Regions from separate parts of the Homo sapiens genome. Here region 2 is linked to region 1. The links are chromatin contacts, found by Hi-C or POLR2A ChIA-PET in ENCODE. All regions are on one chromosome and are shown on one strand. The core of a region is the stretch at or near the end of the contact, and the rest is flanking DNA. Distances in the headings are between cores, read along the strand shown.

Region 1 (4,131 bases), core at 1,107-3,606:
TGAGTGAGGTCCCTAGCCGTATCTGCGAGGATATATACGCAGGCACGCACATACATGCACACTCACACACAGAACACACATGCACACGCACGCTCACCTATACACACGAGTAACAGTGGTTTCTCAAAGTAATTCGTCCGTGGAAAAAACTCAAACCCCCAGAAGTGCACCGGAAGCAGGTTCCTGGGAACTCTCCCTGTGGGGGAAGTCTCTGCACTCCCAGCACTGCGCTCTGTGACCCTCAGGCTGCTGCAGGCCGCACCTGGGACACCTGCCCTCAAACAGCTGCCCGCCCTGCAGGACACCATTTTCACCAGAAGGCAGGCCCTGTGGTGACGTTTCCACTCTTTGCTGTGAGTGCTGCCTCCAACGGCCACATACATGCAACCTGTCTGTGGTCTAAATTCCCAGAGGAGGGAATTCTTTTTTTTTTTTAGATGGAGTCTCACTCTGTCACCCGGGCTGGAGTGCAGTGACATGATCTCGGCTCACTGCAGTCTCTGACTCCCAGGTTCAAGCGATTCTCCTGCCTCAGCCTCCCGAGTAGCTGGAACTACAGGTGCACACCACCACACCCAGCTAATTTTTGTGTGTGTATATTTTTAGTGGAGATGAGGTTTCACCATATTGGCCAGGCTGGTCTCAAACTCCTAACCTCAAGTGATCTGCCCACCTCGGCCTCCCAAAGTGCTGGGATTACAGGTATGAGCCACTGTGCCCAGCCAGAAGAGGGAATTCTCAGCACGCCTGGTGGTGGGGTTGCCTTTATCTCTCTCGCCAGACCTCTGGGAGCTCACACCACCAGGGAGCCCACCTGGCAGGTGACTGAGTCCACAAAGGAGGCGCCACATGCCCGGGTGTGCTCATGCATGTGTGTGGGGCACTGCCTGGGAACGCCTGTGCTGCACCTGTCTGCTCTGGGGCCTCATGTCCCCTGCTGCACAGTGACAGCAGGAGGAGCCCGATGGCACCTGAGGAGTGGGGTGCACACATGTTCATGTATGTGATCACATGCATGTGTGTACACGTGATTGTGCATTCATGTGCATGTATGGAAACATGCACATAAGCAGGACGGCATGTGAATGTGTGTAGATGAAGCTCATACATATGCATGAGCACCTGTGCATGTGTGTGTGCAGTGCCTATGAGCGTGCACGTGTCGTGTGTGCCTGTGTTGTGTGGCGTGGGCACATGTGCACTCTTGGGTTGTCCCTATCTGGAAAGGCCCTTGCTCCTGACCCAGCTGTACTTCTGCTGCCAGCTTGTCTCCCTTTCTTTCCTAACTTTCATCTAGACCATGTCATGGATGGTCCTCAGGGCAGTCTTGCTACACAAGCCCAGTTCCCACCCACCTGGTGGACCCCGGAAAGCTGGCCTCTAGGAAGGTAGGCTGCAGGATCCAGAAGCCCCTTCCCCTCCAGTTCCTGCTGCAGCCACCACGAGTCCCATTCCTGCCCCATTCCACCTGCCCAGCTCTAGGAAGGCACAGGGCTCTGTCCCAACACATGCTGTGGCTGTTCCTGTCCTTGCCCCTGGGCCCCAGGAAAGTAGCATATGACACTTGAGGCCCGCCCCCGCCCCAGCTGCTATGTTCCTGCCTCCTCTCCACCCTCTGCCTGGCACCTGCCTCTCCCCTGCCTCATGCCTCCACTTTCACCTGTCCTTTCCTGGAGGTGGCCCCAAGCTTCAGGTCTGACCTCTCTTCCACCTGTAGCCAGTCCTTCCAGCAGCCCCCAAGCCAGCCCCCACTAGGCTGCCTGGCTCTGCCCTCCTTGCATCAAGAGAGAAGTCTGGTGTCCACATGTCCCAAACACCTCCTGTCACTTAGTTAACCTCCCTTTCTAATGTACAGAGACAGCTGCCCCTCCCACTCCACAGGGGTTCTCAGGCGCACAGCAGCAGGCAGCTGGAATGGAGAAGAGAATGACATTATGTCATTTGGTTTCCAGTCTGCTTTGGTTCTATAGTCACCTTACACTAATGGTAAGTGAAACTAATCTTCTGTTTAATGAAGTAATATGCAGTGCTTTTAAACAAATTGTAATTAAAATGGGAGTTGATGGGAAGAGAAAGCGTGAAGTAAACAGAAGAGGAGATGCATGGTCAGAGTTCCAATCAAGAGTGGTAACCGTGCTGAAGTACGGGAAGCAGGTCCGTTGTGAGACCCACCCACCCATTCCACAGATGGGAAGCCTAGGCTGCCCCTGCCCTGCGGAATGGCGCTGCCCAGACCCCAGCTCAACCCAGCCCCCACTCTGCCTCCCCACATAGCACATGGGAGCTTTTGTGTCCTTGATATCCAGGCCCCTGAAGAAGGGCATGATCCCTGATGGAGGGAAAGGAGGGGGGCCCAACATGAAGAGGTGCCCGGGTCGGGAAACCTGCTGGCTGAGGACAAGCTGTCCTGGCAGTTCCAGAGACAAAGGGGAGGTGGTGGGCAGGGCCTGGGCTTGGAGGGGTCTGCACGAGCCAAGAGCCTCTGCAAGTCAGGCCTTCCAGGTGCCCTGACATGAACAGGAGCCTTTGCATTGCCTGTGGCTCTCTTGGGGTGAGGCAACAGGTCCAGGCAGGCCTAATGCGTCCAGGTGGGGTCAGAGCAGGTTCTCATCCTGGCCTGGACTCCTGGGACCCCAGGCTGGCCCCAAGCCCATCTCTCAGAGCCAGAGGTGGCTGCGGGAGGGAGGGCAGCTGCCCAGGGATCAGGCTGGATTGTGTATAATCCGCGATTAGAGAGCGTGGGTGGGGAGGAGACGGGGCCTGAGGCGGGCCGTGGGCACCTGCCCTATTTACACAGCTGGTGGGTGCCTTCTGGAGAAAGGAGGTGGAAAGGAGGCAGAAAGCTGGCCACCTGCCACCTGGGCCCAGGTGCCCCCAGGGCAGTACCCAGACTCTTCCTTTCCCTGAGTTCCGGAACATCTCACCCACCCCTTTCCCAGCCCTGCCCAGCCCCTCCCAGGAGGGCCACACGAATCTCCATCCTGCCCTGCTCACAGCTCCTTCCTGCAGCCCCCTCCTCCCCAGCCAAGCTCAGGGAAGACTCTGGAAGGGCAGGTCTGTGCTGTGGCCCCTGAAGGTGAGCCTGGACACCGAGCCCCGAGCTGGCCACTCCACACCCACCCTGGGCCCTGTCCTCAGAGGACTCACCCCAGATACTGCACAGACCTTGAGGGCAGGCTGCAGTCCTGGGCTGGGGTCATGCCAACCTGATGGGGTGACCTTCCAGGCAGGCTCCTTTGGGCACACCCCTCCACTTCTGCAAGGGCAGCAAGCCCCTTAAAATCAGATGAGCTGCTGTAGAAGTGGCAGGTGTCGGGGGTTCTGACCACTCCCAGAGGCTCTGCGGTGCACCCACCCCAGCTGCACGGCGGCCCCTCCCCATGCCTCCCTCCTTGAGTTCTGGTCGCCCAGGCACCCCGACCCTATCAGCATCAAGAACCTGGCCTCTCCCCTCAGCTGCTTGCCTCTGATCCCCTCAGTCAACCCCTGCTGGGGGTCCTCAGCCGACCACAGAAGCTCTGGGGGTGAGTACCCCTCCAGGGGCTGCCCCCTGCTCTCTCGGGCACCCAGGGTGGATCCAGTGCCCCTTTGAGCCTGCAGCCTGCATCCCCCTCCTCGAGCCGCTGCTCCTGTGGGTTCACTCTCCCCACACCCTTCTGCCCTGGCCGCCTGCAGCAGCCCCCAGGCCCAGCCTGCAGAGGGGACGGTGGCAAGCAGACCCCACCTGTCCCTCAAGTACTTACCTAGCCACTGCCCTGCCATGCCGAGCCCGTGGCCCAGCAGCCTCTTCTCTAAGAGTATCTCCACACCACCCCCAGTCTGGTGTCTCCCCACAGGTGGGGGTGGCAGCAGCCCTGGGATGTCATCCATCCCTGTAAGTGATACTGCGGGTAGTCGGCAGACAGACCGGGAGGTGGCCCAGCCTGGCTCCTCCCTGGCCGGGGAGGCTGCCCAGCCTGTGCTTCCTGTCCCGCCCGCTCTGTTTCAGCCTGGCCCCAGCTGCCCCCCAGATCCGCGCCTCCCGATCCCCACCTGCTCCCTGCTGTCTGGACTTGGACAGCTCTAATGCTAGAGCGTCTCAGGCCGGGACTGACACTTTTCTGTCCCGGCCCAGCAGGTCCACCTTGACCC
Region 2 (4,131 bases), core at 837-3,336, 250 kb after region 1:
GATGTGGAACCGAAGGATACAGAGGGCCAACTGTACATGGTAACAACCAGCTCAGGGCTAGGTGATCTAGGTCAGTCCCACTCCCCTCCTCCTGACTTCTCTGCTGACAGAATGAGCAGGGCAAGCATGAGTGGCCACAAGAAAAGACACACAAAGGACAGTTTGCACAGGAAAGGCACATAGAGGTTTTTTGTAAACACATAGGAGTGTGTAAACACATAGAAGTGTTTACAGCCACCACTCATAGGATAGAGAACACAGAATCACCTACTCAGGGACACACTGAGGCCACTACAGAGTAGAAGTGACACACAGACCTTAGATATACCTCTTAGAAGCAAGGGGTGACAAAGACTCACAAAATGACACAGGATTTTAGGTGCTCATCCGGACTCCATGAACAAACCAGAGATGAAGCAACAGGTCTAATCGAGGGGTTACTGCACCGGTCACAAGGGCTCCTGGAATGCTCTCAGGTTTGTCTCCTCCATCCACCCTCACTGCCTTGGTGATCTTACCCAGTCTATGGTTAAATGCATCTAAATGCTAATGTTTTCCAAATGCCCATCCCAGTCCCTACTCTTCTCAGAACTCCAGACTCGTGTGTCTATTGCCTAATTAGTAATGCCACCTCAACCACTGGTCAGCTTCTCAGATTGATGGAAGCCGTGACCAACCCCAATCAACCCTGAGAAACTTCCCCTCCAGTGCTTTAGTGGCTGCCAGTTCCATCCTTCCAGTTGCTCAGCAACAAATTTTGAGGAGGAGGAAAAAAATACAATTACATTTAGAATTCTAAATGTGACAAATACATAAATGATGTATTACTAAATATAGTTGTTACTAAAATACTACTATAAATAAGAAATAGTCTGCACTCCTAGAAAATCCAAGAAAATCAACTGAGAAACTATTAGAAACCAGTAAGAGAATTCGATATTGGTGTATAGGACTTACTGAATAAAAAGATTAAAATTCTACAAAAGAACATAAAGCAAGACTTGAGTAAATAAGACATAACCTTTTCTTAGACCAAAAGACTCAATAATGTAAAGATGTCAATTCTCCCTAATCCAAAACATAAATTTAATGTATTCTCAATGAATATTTCAACAGAATTTTCATACACAAAAATTAATTTACGGGAATATTTGAGAAAAGTCTGGGGGTAAAAAGATTAAACACTAGTTCTACCAAGTGCTAAAATGTATTATAAAGCTATGAAACAAAATAGCGTTGTGCTAACAAACAAAATGAACAAATGGTTTAGTATTTGTAGATACAAAGAATGGAAAAAAATACAGAAACATATACAAAGTTAAATCCAAGATATTTCAAAAGTGAACGACATTTCAAAGAAAACCAAAGAAGAAAAGGTAACAGTAGCCCAGAAAGGAGTTAGGGACTCTGGCTAACACCTAGGATGGGGTCGGGTACTCTGAGACAACCTAGCAACCTAGCAGTGAGAGAACAGACACAAACTCCCTGAGGCCAATTTAGCAACATCCATCAAAATTACAAACGCCATACCCTTTGACCCAGTAATTCCTGTTCTGGGAATTCATTTAGCTGATATTCATACACATGTTCCAAGAGACACTTAAACGCATATTCACTGCAACATCATTTGTGATGCTGGCACACGGGAAACAACTTAAGTACACACCCCTTGGGGACTCATTAAATAATAAGATCTACACAGCAGAATACTACATGGCAGTTAGTAAACATCTTGGCCACACATCAGAGTCACCTGGAAAGTTTCTGAAAATCCAGACATGACACAGAAGAGGCCACACTCAGACCAATTAAATCAGATCTCTAGAGCAAGGACCCAAGCATTTTATTTTATTTTATGTTTTATGGACCAAACAATATGAACATCAGCATTTTAACGTAGCGGAGAATCTCAGGGCAAACCACCCAAAGGCAAACTAGGTTCCACTGCTCAACAACATGAGCCTGGGTCAGTTTCCTAAACTACAAAATGGGAAGGCAACAGAACGGCCTCAAAGAGTTGTGAGGACAGTGAAAAACCTATGTGTACACTAAGGAGAAGCTACCTGGCAACAGGAAGTATTCAGTCAGTGTCAGCTGCTTATCTAGTGCAAGGGTTCACAGCACATTCCAGGGATATGACAAAGGCAACATTCACTGATGTGCTTTTGTCTGTGCATGTGTACTATATATAGTAGGGAAAATATATACATACATATAAAATATTAAAATTTTGCAAAAGATGATATTGAACAACAGTCATCTTTAGGAAGAACCTGCTTCTATTACATACTCTCCTAACTTTCAAAAATGTTACCCTAAATCCAACTCCAACTTATAGGAAATAGGACAAAGGACATGCTAAACCACATGTGGGTAATAATCAGCAAAATCCAGCTAGTGGGAAATACAAACAAACAACTTGATTTACTTTACCAAATAAATTTTGAGGGAAAAAAAAGAGAGAAAAATGGAGGGTTGACTATGAGGCATTGGTGTTTGGAGCCTTATTAGTAGCCTGATTCAAACAAAACTTTCTTTTAATTAGGACACTATAAGAAAACTGGAAGTTTAAACAGTGGCTGAAAATATTTACAGATGAAATGATACAAGGCAGAATTTGTTTCAAAATAAACCAGGAGGGAGAAAAGCAGGCTGCTGTTGGAACTGGGCAATGAGCACATGAGGAGTCATGTTCTTCTGTCTACTGTCTTTTGTATTTCAAATTCTACCTAATAAACATTTTGTGAAGTACATATATTACCTTTCCAACATCAAAAAAAAAAAAAACCAAGCTAGCATAAAAAGAAGAACTATTATTATAGAAAAATATTCAAATAGAAGTTGGTTATTTTAAAAGAAATTGGCTAGTTTTTAAAAAGTATCTCTCAGATAGTAGGGTAATTAGTTGCTTTTTTCTAACACATCAATGCAAATAAATCCTCAGTTAGTCCACGAGGTAGTTCTGCTTCAATTCCCAATAACTCTCTGGCCCTACCTTCTAAATGTATGATTTTAAGCAAAGCACTTGACCATTGTACATCTCAATTTCTTCACCTGTAAAAAGGAAGCAGATCACTGGTTCTCAATTTTTGGAAATACACATTTTTCCAGGGGAAAAACTCCACAGATGATTCTAACACTCCTCTTCCTCCTCCCTGACCACATGCTCCCTGAACCCATCCAACTCTGAAAACGTTAAGATACCAGGTTATTTTCTGATATAACTTCAATATCCAGCAAACTCAACACTGCTTTCTAAAAATGAAGCATATAACCTTCACTGCAAAATAAAAATAAACTGCAAAATAAAAAATAAAAATGCAATGTTTCTTGTGAGAATTTTTTAAAAGTCCTCCTAACAACTTAAATCAGGTTTTCCTGACTTGTGATTTAAGTCAAATCGCTTGGAGGCTTCTTATGCCTGAGCTTTCTTAAAGAAGGTGCAGTTTCAGGGTGAATCACTGGAAAGGTGAAATAGCAGCTATGACACAAGATGACACTGAGCCAGGTGGCCTAAGGCTCAATCCCCAGGTGGGGTCCACAGATAGCTGAATCTGAGGGGAAACAGACAGACATCCCTCAACCCCTGGCTTTCTATTCATTATTCTCTCTCAGTGCATACTATGCAGCATATGCCCTCATCCAAGGACAAGAGCCACTTCAGGTAGACAACACTCAACAGTGTACATCACAAATTCATTTCTTTTTTTTTTTTTTTTTGAGACGAAGTCTCGCTCTGTCACTCCAGCTGGAGTGCAGTGGCATGATCTCAGCTCACTGCAACCCCCGCCTCCTAGGTTCAAGCAATTCTTCTGCCTCAGCTTCCCGAGTAGCTGGGACTACAGGCATGCACCACCACACTCAGCTAATTTTTGTATTTTTAGTAGAGACAGGCTGTCACCATACTGGCCAGGCTGGTCTACATCACAAATTCAAAATCAGCAAAAGGCATGCAGGAAATGCTAAGGATACTCTGTTCAGCATAAAAGAAGATAAAGTGTAATAAAATTTTATAAATATACATACATGTATTTATGTATATGTTTACATGCATAAGAAAAAAACAGGCTGGATACAGACACTCATGCCTGTAATTCCAGCACTTTGAGAGGCTGAGGCAGGAGGATCTCT

What was found. Hi-C counts contacts between places; a loop is a spot of excess contacts on that map. ChIA-PET counts read pairs that join two places held with the same protein, here RNA polymerase II (POLR2A). Pooled maps may share reads with other maps.
Region 2: a map of motor neuron shows a loop between it and region 1 (4-fold over the local background). The contact joins two enhancer-like sites. A Hi-C loop is called at or near these places in 20 of 168 maps with a recorded cell type or tissue (CD14-positive monocyte, HCT116, OCI-LY7 and 15 more), 3 of 37 single-sample maps with no recorded cell type and 13 of 50 pooled maps. POLR2A ChIA-PET finds 5 or more read pairs at or near these places in 6 of 52 experiments (BJ, MCF 10A, OCI-LY7 and 3 more).

Annotation. Positions count from the first base shown.
Region 1 is chr7:44,222,020-44,226,150 of GRCh38, forward strand. The region is part of intron 20 of CAMK2B (calcium/calmodulin dependent protein kinase II beta); the gene reads right to left. Among named protein-coding and RNA genes, the nearest start is that of YKT6, 23 kb to the left of the region's middle. RefSeq lists an enhancer at 1-102. Within about 2 kb of position 2,357, at least 4 of the 41 ENCODE cell types and tissues checked have a DNase peak (open chromatin) inside an H3K27ac peak, as active enhancers do.
Region 2 is chr7:44,471,410-44,475,540 of GRCh38, forward strand. The region is part of intron 2 of NUDCD3 (NudC domain containing 3); the gene reads right to left. Among named protein-coding and RNA genes, the nearest start is that of NUDCD3, 17 kb to the right of the region's middle. Within about 2 kb of position 2,087, at least 4 of the 41 ENCODE cell types and tissues checked have a DNase peak (open chromatin) inside an H3K27ac peak, as active enhancers do.